2 separate regions of the Homo sapiens genome follow, and region 1 is linked to region 2. Evidence: chromatin contacts called from ENCODE Hi-C or POLR2A ChIA-PET data. All regions are on one chromosome and are shown on one strand. The core of a region is the stretch at or near the end of the contact, and the rest is flanking DNA. Distances in the headings are between cores, read along the strand shown. Region 1 overlaps ARHGAP42 (Rho GTPase activating protein 42). Region 2 overlaps ARHGAP42 (Rho GTPase activating protein 42).

What was found. Hi-C counts contacts between places; a loop is a spot of excess contacts on that map. ChIA-PET counts read pairs that join two places held with the same protein, here RNA polymerase II (POLR2A). Pooled maps may share reads with other maps.
Region 1: a loop to region 2 is called in a map of PC-3, with 8 times the contacts of the local background. The contact joins two enhancer-like sites. A Hi-C loop is called at or near these places in 6 of 168 maps with a recorded cell type or tissue (Caco-2, Calu3, PC-3 and 2 more) and 3 of 50 pooled maps. POLR2A ChIA-PET finds 5 or more read pairs at or near these places in 3 of 52 experiments (PC-3, PC-9 and Panc1).

The regions. Positions count from the first base shown.
Region 1 is chr11:100,847,291-100,853,968 of GRCh38, reverse strand. All of the region lies in intron 3 of ARHGAP42 (Rho GTPase activating protein 42), which reads right to left. Among named protein-coding and RNA genes, the nearest start is that of SNORD13I, 84 kb to the left of the region's middle. RefSeq lists a silencer at 5,997-6,291. Within about 2 kb of position 2,209, at least 2 of the 41 ENCODE cell types and tissues checked have a DNase peak (open chromatin) inside an H3K27ac peak, as active enhancers do; they include PC-3, where a contact is called at or near this core.
Region 2 is chr11:100,772,688-100,778,943 of GRCh38, reverse strand. All of the region lies in intron 2 of ARHGAP42 (Rho GTPase activating protein 42), which reads right to left. Among named protein-coding and RNA genes, the nearest start is that of ARHGAP42-AS1, 88 kb to the right of the region's middle. Within about 2 kb of position 1,628, at least 7 of the 41 ENCODE cell types and tissues checked have a DNase peak (open chromatin) inside an H3K27ac peak, as active enhancers do; they include PC-3, where a contact is called at or near this core.

The DNA of each region.
Region 1 (6,678 bases), core at 960-3,459, 74 kb before region 2:
ATTAAATTCTTTCTTTTGAGTAGGCCAATTGCAGTGCTCTAGATTTTTTTTTTTCAATGAATTAGGAAGCTGCTATTGGAGTTTTAGTATAAGAGTGAAATCTCACTAGCACATACTTGATGTCAAAGCTTATTAACTGTAGAAGAGCAGTTAATAGGGGTAAAATGGCAAGCAATCCTCTCTACTTCTAGAGTTTATAACTACTGCTGAATGTATAAATCAAATTAAAGTTTGCTATTTTTTAAATAAAACCATCTATACTCATAAGGTGGAGGAATGGAAAACCATTCAACCAAGAAGGAATTGACCATTTTCACAGAATCTAGCAGAGGAAGTGGGAGAGGAGAGTAGATTGTAAAATTTCATATAATCCACTGTGATGTAATTAACATCATAACTCTAGGTGGTAACAAATGAAACTATTTGTGTACTAAGTTATTTGAACCACAAAGGTAGGTTATTTATTGTATCCTTCTTCTTGTTCTGAAACTACTTTTGTTTTATTCCTTTCTACCCAGCAATCTCTAATGGGGGATTAAAGTAAGAACACTTTTTAAACATTTAAGCATTGTGGAAACATTTTCAAATACCAGACTTAACCATAGCATATTGCCTCCCCACTTATCTACTTATCACCAGCCTGATTACTGCTTTTTCATTTATAACCCTTTAATATTGGAGGCTAAAAACAGTCAGAAAACAAAGTCAAACTTCTTTTCAACTATAAATATCAAGATATGTGAAAGGTCAAATTAGGATTGACATCTTAAAAGCTGCTTAAAATAATTACTCCAAATGACCTGCATATACATTCACTTTTAAAAAAATACTTTTTTGATTTTGACCAAAATGTATGCATTTAAGAAAGCAATTTTATAGAATTTTTTAAAAGACTATATTAACTCAAAGGTCACACAGGGAAGATATTTAAATTATGTCATTCAGAACCTGTATTCTCAGAGAGAGATTTAAGAAATGTTGCACCCTGAAGTTGTTTCATTCCAACAGGTTAAATACTCGCTCCTGCATTTGACTAGGTAAAAATGTTCTTCGGGGATACTGGTAAGGTTACTTCAGCCAGTCCTCTACCTTTGCACATTCTAAGGAAACACCAGGGTCTGCTGAACTTTGTACCTCTGGTGGCACAATTAGACCACTCCAGTGATGTTCCTATGTTTGTTAGTACTATAGAAGATGGCCAAAAATATTCCTGTAACACAGTTGCCCCATTTATGTCAATATCCTCATGTTCATGAAAATACACCTCCTCCCATTCTCCCACCTCAAAAATCAGAGACACTGTACATCCCAAGCTGAGCTAATTAGGGCCTCAAAAATATTTCTTTTTACATGTTCTAACCCCTAACTTAGAGTGGGGGAAAGTGGCTTTGTGTATGGGAGCAAGGGGAGGGAGCTTCAGCAAAGTGATAATTTATATCACTCCCTTCCTCCCGCTTAATGCTATTTCTTCTGGCTAATTTTGCTCTATTCTTCTTGGTATTCCCTACTAAGTATCTTTGGGTTGAAAAAATAAAATCATTCATCTGTTATAAATTATTCATTCGTGAATTTAAGCAAACTTCTGATAGCCTTTGCAAGTTTAAAAGCAAATAAAATGCATTAAATAAATTCCCAGTCATATTTTATAGCAATTGCATTTTAGTAGCTGAACGTTAATATAATTTAATCATAATTGTTCAGTATTTAGATAATAGCAGATTGCTAAAAGTTTAAGAAAAATGGAAGATATCCCAATATATATGCAATTTCTTAAATTACTTATTGTAGTTGTGCATTAATGGGGGAGAATGGGAATAAAGAGGAGGACAGGAGAGAAGAGGGAAAGAAGGAAGGAACTATGCAGGATACAGATGTACATAAATAAAGCAGAGAATGATCTAACTAATACAGGGAGAAATTAAGGAAAATTAGGTCTGGGGCCAGCAGTGTGTTAAAGCAGGCTCATAGTGGCTCACAGAACCTTTGTGCTCATCTCTTCCCAACCTGCACTGGGTAAGTGACCTTGTGTTGAAATCAGCCAAGGTGGGAGGATTTACTCAGTGAAGATCAGCAAGCACTACCAATCAGATTTCTCACACATACATAGGCACATGTATGCATGCATGTGCATACAACATGCACCTGAGTGCCAGTGGTTAACTTTTTACCAACATACCACTGCCTGGAGCCAAATACGTAATTACGCATTGCTTAACAATGGGCATGTGTTCTGAGAAATGGATCGTTAGGCGATTTTGTCATCGTGCAAACATTGTATACATGGAATGCCTTCTGAAGAACATGCCTGAGACTGTTTTATGGTTAACTTCATTATAAGTAGAAGTATACACTCTAAAATAATGATCAAAAGTATAGTAATACATAAACCAATAACAAAGGTGTTCATTATCATGATCAAGTGCTACGTATTACACACAATTCTATGTGCCATACTTCCACAGATGGGCAGCACAGATTTGTTTGCACTGGCATCACCAGAAACACGTAATGTATTGCACTATGATGTTAAGGCAGCTATGATGTCATTAGGCGATAGGAATTGTTTAGCTCCATTATAATCTTATGGGATCAATATCATGTATGTGACTCATTGCTGACTGAAATGTTATGAATACATGACTAAATATAAATGGCATGCACCATGAATGCTGTTGCTCTTGTTAGCAAATAATGTTTATAGCTAACATTTTGTGATCATTCATTCAGTGTTCAGGTTCATCCCTAGAATCTTTCACAGTCTAGCACCATAGAAAGCTACTATCTCCTGGCCAGGCGCAGTGGCTCACACCTGTAATCCCAGCACTTTCGGAGGCCGAGGTGGGTGGATCACCTGAGGTCAGGAGTTTAAGACCAGCCTGGCCAACATGGTAAAACCCCGTCTCTACTAACAATATGAAAATTAGCCAGGCATGGTGGCACACGTCTGTAATCCAAGCTACTTGGGAGACTGAGGCATAAGAATCATTTGAACCTGGGTGGCGGAGGTTGCTGTGAGCTGAGATCCTGCCACTGCACTCAAGCCTGAGTGACAGAGCGAGACTCCATCTCAAAAAAAAAAAAAAAAAAAAAAAAAAGAAAGCTACTATCTCCCAGATAGACTTGTGAAGCTAAAACTGTCACCAGTGCTAGAGTAGAAGTTTGTGCCAATGTTGTTAGGGAAACTCAGAAACCAGAAAGCCTTACATGTGTAAAATTAAGTTTAAGTATAAAGAAGTACAAATGAATTTAATCTTTTCAATATTGGAAAAGACATATTTAATTGGAAATGTTATAGGTTAACAGATACATGTTTAAAAGACATGCTTTAATAACTAGATAAAAGAGATCTTGTATAGTTAGCACTCTTTACCACTATTTGTTGTTTAATATAGGTGTTTTTTGAATAAATACATAACACATAACAGCCACATTATGACCACAACACGGTATATATGGTCAACAAGACTGCATATACTACAGAGGTCCCATAAGATTATAATGGAGCTGAAGAATTCCTGTCACCTAGTGATGTCATAGCTGTTGTGACATTGCAGTACAACACATTACCTTTTCTGTGTTTAATATGTTTAGATACACAGATGCTTACCATTGTGTTACAATCACCTACAGTATTCAGTACAGTGATATCCTGTATAGATCTGTAGCCTAGGAGCCTTAAGTTACAGTGGAACCACGTAGCCTACGTATTATTTTCATATTTTCTAATTTCTATATCTTCAAAAGTAGTTATTTTCCCTATTAAAATCTTTTTTGAAAAGTGATACGCACTGTCTATTGCATCCCCAAACACGGTTTCAGTATTGTGCTGATGCCATGTTTATGTGTGTGATAAAAAGTCAACTTCAGTAGAATAATGATGATTGTTCTTGGCTTATGAAATGCTTACTTGAAATAATATAATGATGAGGTAAGGATCAGCACGGCTACAGTAAGGTTAAGAAGAGATCATTAAAGGAGGAGCATTTCTCATACATAATTCTACCCAATTAAAGTTTGAGAAATGAGAAAAAAGGAATATTCCTTCAGAAACGTAAGCATCATAATATTACCTTTTCCTAGTTCACTTTCCCTGGAACAACACTTACTTGGGATGTTTATGTCACATGCTATCTCGATATAAATAAACACAGGAAACATGGTAATTGGAACTTGTACAGCTAAGAAAAAACAGCACCAGAAGCTAATACACACACACAGTATATCTTTACTATAAACTAGCCCCTTAGTGTCTGTTTGGATGTGAACATTTTAAGGATCTCTGAGAATTAGGGGGAAGAGAAAATAATCTTTTTAAATAAATAATTCCTTGATTGAATAAGCCAGCAAATTTAATCACAGTGTTGTTAAAAATAAAACCAAAAAAAAAATTAACTGAAAGAGAAAACTTTAGAGCTTTAACACAGAATACAAAGTCCATGAATACCCAAAAGTTATCTACGTCCTACAATTTAGCAAACAAGAGATATGATTTATTTTGCAAAGATTTTCTTTCAAACTTTCCCAGGCGTTTGAGCACAGGCTCTTAGTCATAGCTAAGAATTACTTCCCAAATAAGTTCCATATGTTATAACTCTCGGCCCTGGTCTTTTCCAAATCCAGATCTGGTCATAAACTATGGGCCAGTTTTCCACACTGTACAGCTGTCAAAAGCCTTTCTTACCCAAGGAAGTAAAGAGCCTCTTTCAGCCCTTAATGTGAGGTCTTACATCATGTGAAGAATGAGTGATATGTCAATACTAGACAAATTCTCTTTAAAACATATGACAAACAACATTAAAAAAATTACACTTTTCCTTATCTGTGAAAAGCATGTTCCAACAGAAAATACAATCATTTAATAAATCATTAACATCTGACCTCTTTTGGTCTTACCCTTAGGCCATGGCTTGAATTACTTTCAGTTCATAGAATTGGCTATGAGGCTGTTTAAGATTCTTCTCCAGAAAATGAAGCTTAAAAACTACTTTTCTTCCAGACAGCTTGAGACATTTGAGACATTCACACTCTCCTGCACTTATCACGATGCGTACAATCAGATAATAAGGTAAAGCAGAAAGGCTATGCCATGTGCCACCTGAATCATCCTATATAATTATGAAAAACTGCTCGCTTCTCTTTCTTTTGCCTCCTAAAAAATTAAGAGATATCTACTATATTTAGTGGGAAAGAAAAGTTACATTTTGGGAGGCCAAGGTGGGCAGATCACTTGAGGCCAGGAGTTCAAGATCAGCCTGGCCATCATGGTAAAACCCTGTCTCTACTAAAAATAAAAATAAAATAGCCAGGTGTGGTGGTGCACACCTGTAATCCCAGCTACTCGGGAGCCTGAGGCAGGAGAATCACTTGAACCTGGGAGACGGAGGTTGCAGTGAGCCGAGATTGTGCCACTGCACTCCAGCCTGGGTGACAGTACAAGACTCCACCTCAGGAAAAAAAAAAAAGAAAGAAAGAAAAAGAAAAGTTAGCTCCTTAGATGTCCAGTTTACATGAGCAGGAAGATGGTTGCTGGTTGTAAAACTCTCCTTATCTCCATGTTAACCCGGTCCCCAAACACAGAATCCTAACAACAAAACATAATGTCGATAATCACATCCGGTTTGTAACTTTCTGCTTTCAGTAGTGTCCTAACACATTCAAGTATATTAATAGTTAAGGAATATTTTAATTAATCTAAATTACTAATCTGAAAATGTTGGAGGGAAAAATGCACGTTCTCGGATAATTCAGGAATACAGTAAAATTGGAATGTATGTTACAACCATCAAAATTAAAATAGCTTTGCATACTAACATAAAGATACAAAGCTAATGACATAGTGTACCTTACCCCAAAGCTTCCCAATTCCCACTTCATATGTCATCATGAGAGCACCTAGGTGTTATCTTAACAGCCTTTTGACTCAGGTGACCTTTCAAGAATTCTTTTGCAGAGTAAAAGGAGCAAAGACAGACTCAACCAACTTAATCTTACATTTCAAGATAAGAAAACACTCTACACTCCATCCATGGGTCGACTAATGCATTTTCAAGCTTCAAATATCAGGTGAAGTGAACGCTTAATAATGCTTTCTCCAACCCAGATGTTTCTGCCAAGCTTCTTATCTATAAACTGTCCCACTCCCACGGACACCTCAAAAACACACCCTCAATGCAGGTCCCAGGCTTCTCTACTCCACTGATTTATCTCCTCTCAGTGAATGGCACTATATTCAGCCAACTGTCCAGTCACCCTAGACCAAGGCCTCTCCTTCATCTTCTGTGCCCAGTCCAGGGTCTCCCCGCCGCCTTAGCTTGTCTCCAGTCACATCTCTCCAGGTTAAATTAGCAATTACACAGCTCTCAGCCCTGTGTTTCACGACCCACCTATATTTAACGTTCCACACAGCTGCCAGAATGTTCTCTTTAAATGGACAGTATTTCACTCCCCAGCGTTTATCATCTCTCCACAACCTTCAATAGAGAAGGACTTCCTTTAGCCCAGTATCCAAGGGTCCTTAAAGAAAAGGCATCTCCTTACCTCCTAAAAACCTTTTTTGCTGCCATTCCCACGTGAGAAAGCCTTGATTTCTACCATGCGCATGGCAGATGCATTTGACAGTCCTAACTTAAGCACACCTTGAGAATGAGCCTGTATGGCAGATACCCTGAATGTGTGTTC
Region 2 (6,256 bases), core at 379-2,878:
GAGCCCTCTGTACAAAAGACTGGGCTATTTTTTGTTGGGCAGAACAAAGTCACAAAAAAAGAATGAGGTTTTAGGGGATTAATGTCTATCCATCAGTTAAAAAATAAATTTCTTTCCAGGCTTGTGACATGACAAGTTTTCAGGTTGTTTTTTAACTCGAAGCCTGAAATATGAAACACCTAAGCTTTTGAATTTCAAATTAAGTCAAATAAAGTGCTTCAAAATACACAGCTAATATGATAAAAGCATCTCTCTCAAGCAGCGTGTTTTTTTTAAGAGAGGAACACCACCTGAAATGTGCAACTTTCCCAGCTGCTTCCATCATTAATTGTGGGTGGTTTCTGTGTGGGTACAAAAATAAGGGTGGTTTAAAAAAAAAACAGGAAAACAATAATTCAATTGTCCAACTGAGAGCTATTAAAAAGTAAAATATGCTTCCTCTGCAGAGTTAAAAAGAAAATGTTATTTGTATAAACAATTTAGGCATTTAGAAATGTTCCACTTTAATACACGACTTCCTGATTTATATAACCACATTTAAGTGGTTGTAATGAGGGTCTGTAAAGAATGATGGATATTTTTTTTTTGATTCAGCAAATGAGAAGGTAGTTTACTTCCTCAAATTTAATAAAATATCACAGGTCTCTTTTAGAAGAGTTCAGCTGTGGTTGATAATGGCATTGCCTTTGGTTTAGAAATTTTTCCTAAAAATGCCCAAGAAGAATCTCATGGCTACAAACAACTTCACCGTTTCTTTTTTTTTTTTCTTAAGAGACAGGGTCTCAACATGTTACCCAGGCTGCAGTACAGTGGTGTGATCATAGTTTAATGTAACCTCAGCTTCTGGGCTCAAGGGATCCTGCAGCCTCAGCCTCCTGAGTAGCTAGGTCTATAGGTGCATGCCACCATGCCTGGCTAAATTTTTACTTTTTATAGAACTGGGGCCTCATCCAGGATGGTCTGGGACTCCTGGTCTCAAGCATTCCTCCCGCCATGGCTTCTGCAAGCACTAGGATTATAGGTGTGAACTATCACACCCCGCCCAGTTCTACCTTTTGTATCACAATACCACTAGACAAATATTGAGTAAACTGTAAAAATGCATATTTGTACTCATGACCAAATTCTGAAGAAAATTTTCACAGAAGCATTTTCAATAATTTAATCATTGAATTTGTTTAAGTCAAAAAAGAAAATAGGTCTTTTTTTTAAGAAAAATTATTAATGATCTTTTGAATGCATTTTCTGCATTTATTATGGCAGTTATGATTTTTAACCTGAAACAAAAGCTATTATCTCTCAAAGTGTTTCTACACTATAGAGGAATCCTTTCCAAATACAAAAAGTAAATTGTTTCCCATACTTTCCACCCTAGACTATATTCCTATTTCTCATTTGGGAAACAGAATCAAATATTACCTTTCCATTTGACCTAACAGACGCATCTTCAAAGTAAGTAAAAATTTTATGCCTTTTTACACAGTCACTCTTCTAACAAAGAAACTGAATGAGATTTTCCAACCACTCCCTTGAAAAAATTCTTCTTGACACCCTCAGATCAGGTATCCAAGATCACTCTCAGGCTTCTATCTACAGATCAATGTGAGTCACCTCACCACAGTAACCCACTGATGCACACCCAGCCTCAGAGAGGTAATCAAACAATAAATATTTGCACCTTGGCAAAGCACTGCCAGCACAGGAAGACATAGTAAAGCCCCTGTGACTTGAATTGCCACTATTTTAACCTGCTATACCTTCACCTTTCAACACATTCTCCTAAAGACAGAACAAGAAGTAAAAATGTCAGGGCACCTCAGCCAATGCTGTACACAAAACTTGGTTCATGTTCGAGCTCTCATCCATCAATCAGTACATGTACGATTCGTACAAGCATTTCCATAAAACAGCTTCTTTTTTAAAATGCGACATGCTCTTCGTGTTTTTTTTTTTTTTTTTTTTGAGACAGTGTTCACTTTGTTGCCCAGGCTGGAGTGCAGTGGTGCAATCTGAGTTCACTGCAACCTCCACCTCCCGGGTTCAAGTGGTTCTCCTGCCTCAGCTTCCCGAGTAGCTGGGATTACAGGCACGTGCCATCATGCCCAGCTCATTTTTGTATTTTTAGAAGAGATGGGGTTTCACCATGTTGACCAGGCTGGTCTTGAACTCCTGACCTGAGGTGATCTGCCTGCCTAGGCCTCCTAAAGTGCTAGTGCTGGGATTACAGGAGTGAGCCACTGTGCCCGGCCGATGCTAACTATTAGGCACTATCCTTGTTGCTATGTCTGCATATCTGCATTTAAAATGGAGTAAACAAGGGACCAGCAATACACTAGTTATGTCAGAAATAGCTGGGGGATTGTTAAAAAATATAGTTTGATCCAAACTACCTAACTGACTGACTCATTTCTCCACTCCTAATTTGGAGCTATTACCTTAGTTGACAAATGGTAGTGTATTGCCTGTCACTACCACAGGAATTTTCTGTTTAGGTGTGTCTAAAGGAATGAAGTCTCCACCAAAAATATTTACTAGCAAAGTGACTCTCCTTCTTGGTAAATGTTTAATCTCTTGAGTCCAAAGCTCATACTGTTCAAGACTTTCCTGAGAGTCTAGGTCATCACACAACATCACTAACCAAGCTGTTTACGCACAATCGCAACTGGACTTTCCAATGGTTTCCAAGATTACATAGAATGAATAAACTTTGCCTCATATTAATGACTAACATTTTTATTGGCACTAGTTCAGTTTGACTAACAATATCTAACTTTTTTTTTTTTTGAAATGGAGTTTTGCTCTTGTTGCCCAGGCTGGAGTGCAATGGCACGATCTCAGCTCACCGCAACAACCCCCTCCCAGGTTCAAGCTATTCTCCTGCCTCAGATTCCCAAGTAGCTGGGATTACAGGCATTCACCACCACTCCTGGCTAATTTTGTATTTTGAGTAGAGATGGGGTTTCACCATGTTGGTCAGGCTGGTCTCGAACTCCCAACCTCAGGTGATCCGCCCGCCTCAGCCTCCCAAAGTGCTGGGATTACAAGCGTGAGCCACCGTACCCGGCCACAATATCTAAATTTTTTTAAAACCTAGAGGTCTTCTCATTTTTAATCTTTGATTTAAAATGATTTCAAATTATAAGTACTTAATACAAAAACAAAATAGAGTAACTTGCATACTCCAGCTTTGGTGTGGTTAAAAATTCTCAAGTGATGTGCTCAGACTTAAAGTCTTTTATTATCCTATACACTAATGTGCTAAATCAATGCAGCTAAACAACCCGTCTCATAGGCAGATTCACAGTAGTATCTTTGGACATCCAGCCGTTTGAACTAACCCACCATAAACAGTGTTTTCAAAAGAATATGATTTTAGTTTCTGCACAAATAACCTTTTATTTCCTATCAGTAAGGTTTTAAGGCTGGGCAAATAACTCATGTTGGAACGTTATCAATTCCCATGCAAGAGTGTGCTCCAGGACTGATGCAATGGGTATTGTTTTTGTATTTACATACATATTACTTGTGTAATTATAGTTAAATGATGGTACCTTTTTGTATTTGGTCTACCCCTATAAATATATATGAGAGGAAGCTTGAATCTATCTTATACCGGTTTATAGTCACTCTTCTCCCCTCCATCACCAATTTCTGAGCCCCGCGTGTCTAGCACTGTACTCCTAACTCAATGTCTTCCTTACTCAGTTCAAAACACCAAAGCCAAATAAAAAGTGGGCAGTTAGTGCAGCTGTGGGAAGTTATGTGGATGGACTCAATAGGCCACTTCCCACTCACCCAGCACTGCAGTGAGCAGATGAAAGGGAACAGGCCAAAGCTCACCTGCAGCTCATTTATCCTTAGAGAAGGGAGGGCAATGGCCTCTTGATGCTCTTCAATGAAAAGGGAGGTGCTAAAAAAAAAAAGTGCAGGACACTGCCCTGCTTGGAACTTCAGTCCTGACCTGCTCTCTGAGCCACAGGAATTCCCCACTGGGTCTCGAACAACGAATCCCATTTTGCCTCCTTCCAAGCCAGCAGTGTGTCACTGGCGCAAAACAAAACAAAACAAAAAACCCAGCAAGCACAGGCCAAAAGGGTGGAGGCAGAGGGAACCAGTGAAGCGTTGGGACAGATGTACAGGCCAGACATGGGCCTACACATCAAACACCCTCCCAGAACAACTTTCATAATTAGGCAATTATACTGATAGAATAACACCACCTTCTCTTCCTTACTTTGCCCAAAACCTTTTTTTATCCTCTTCCACTGTAAGCGCAATGAAAGCAGACATCTTTATTCATCTTCCTCTTCCCTTCCTACCCATTCCCACCACCAACTTACACACAGAAAGCCTGCCGATGTCTTACTTTTCAAGTCATTTTGCACTGACATGACCCACATACAAAAGATGAGCTTCTTTGTAAGTCACAGTATTTTGTGGCTATGTCATCAGTAGGTCTCAAGCCTACTCCAGCTGAGAGTGTTGTGGGGCTATTGCTCGCTGCTCAGAGTCACAGCTGTCCCTACCTCATTCCTCTTTCATTAAATCAGAGCAATAAAGAAGTCGTTGGAACTCAGGCTTCAACAAGGTAAAGACAGTGAAAACGCTGTACCGTCCCACGTAGAACTGAAGCCAATGAAGGTGGACAAGCGTGATCCTTATGCTCCACCCACTCCAGACACACACGTTAGTCCCAGGGATACATTTTCCAGTTTATTGTCCTTTGTAGAACAGCTTGGTGTAATCTCATAATCTTCCAGGTCAGCAATGATTCTTCAGAGCCTCCTCCTACTACTTCTTTATTATCTACATAATTTATTTTTAACTGTTTAGAGTATATGTGGGAGCTCAGGTAAAGGGTAAAAAGTGTTGAATAGGATATTGAAACATATCTATATTTTTACAGGAGTTGTTCCAGAAATATTTTATACTTGTAAGTCATTTTGCTCTAAGTTTTCCTAATAGCATTGCTATTTAAATCAGATTCCGAGTGCAAAGGGTTTAAATAAGTCTCCTGATTTAAAATTAGCAAGCAACATTACATCTGCTTGTGTAGATTCTTCATCTCCTGATCTCCAACCTGAGATTTAACTTCACAAAGCCCACATAGCATTAAAATTTAATGTAATAATCATTGCTTGTAAGCCTTCACCTACTGATCAATTCACACCTCTCGAATCTAATCTGCAACAGCTGCACAACAATGTTCAATTAGCCAAAGTGGAAAGAGTCAAACAAACCACTGTTGAGATATCAAGTTCACTACAACTTGGGGAAATTACCTAACATCTGCCTAGAAGGCTGCGTAGCATAGTGATTAAAAACCCTACGTCTGCAGTTACTACATGTATGTGTGACTTCAAGATGTCTTTTAAGTAAGAAGCTTAATGGAAATGGAAACATACAGAAAGATGTTTTCTGTACTCTTAACAATAACAGGTAAAGGGTCAACCAGAAGTAACCTGAACATACTATAGGGACTATTTCATAAATTCATGTATATGAACCTGATGAAATAAACTCATGAAGCCATTAAAATTATATCATCTGTGGAAACCCAGGAGTATTTGCTATAATCCTCTTTCCAAAGAAAAAAATACCAAATTATATATATCATTGTATTAGAAAAATATGTACATAAGTGAAAAATATTAAAGTTTATAAGGAAAATTATGTCATTTAGTGAACAATTTATCTGAGGGTCTACTATTAGGATCTGGGTCAAGCGCTAAGGCTAAAAGGGTTGAAAAAGAAAAAAATCTGGCTTCTGCCTTCATGGAATTTATAGCTTAATATAACTAAGTGAAGGCTGGGCATGGTGATTCACACCTGTAATCCCAGCACTTTGGGAGGCTGAGGCAGGTGGATCACCTGAGGTCAGGAGTTTGAGACCAACTTGGCCAACATGGGGAAACCCCATCTCTACTAAAAATACAAAAATTAGCTGGGCATGGTGGCATACGCCTATAATCCCAGTTACTCAGGAGGCTGAGGCATGAGAATCACTCAAACCCAGGAGGCGGAGGTTGCAGTGAGCCGAGATCATGCCACTGCACTCCAGCCTAGGTGACAGAGCAAGACTCTGTCTCAAAATAAATAAACAACTAAGTGAAAATAACTGTTACGTAAATATGTGGGTATAGCTTTTCTAAGTAATAATGCTAATATATTTGTATTTTAGTAATATAATCTAGGCTTTTACCTGGCTAAGTGTATACTACAAAGCCTATGTTGAGGACCAGACGTTTATATCACC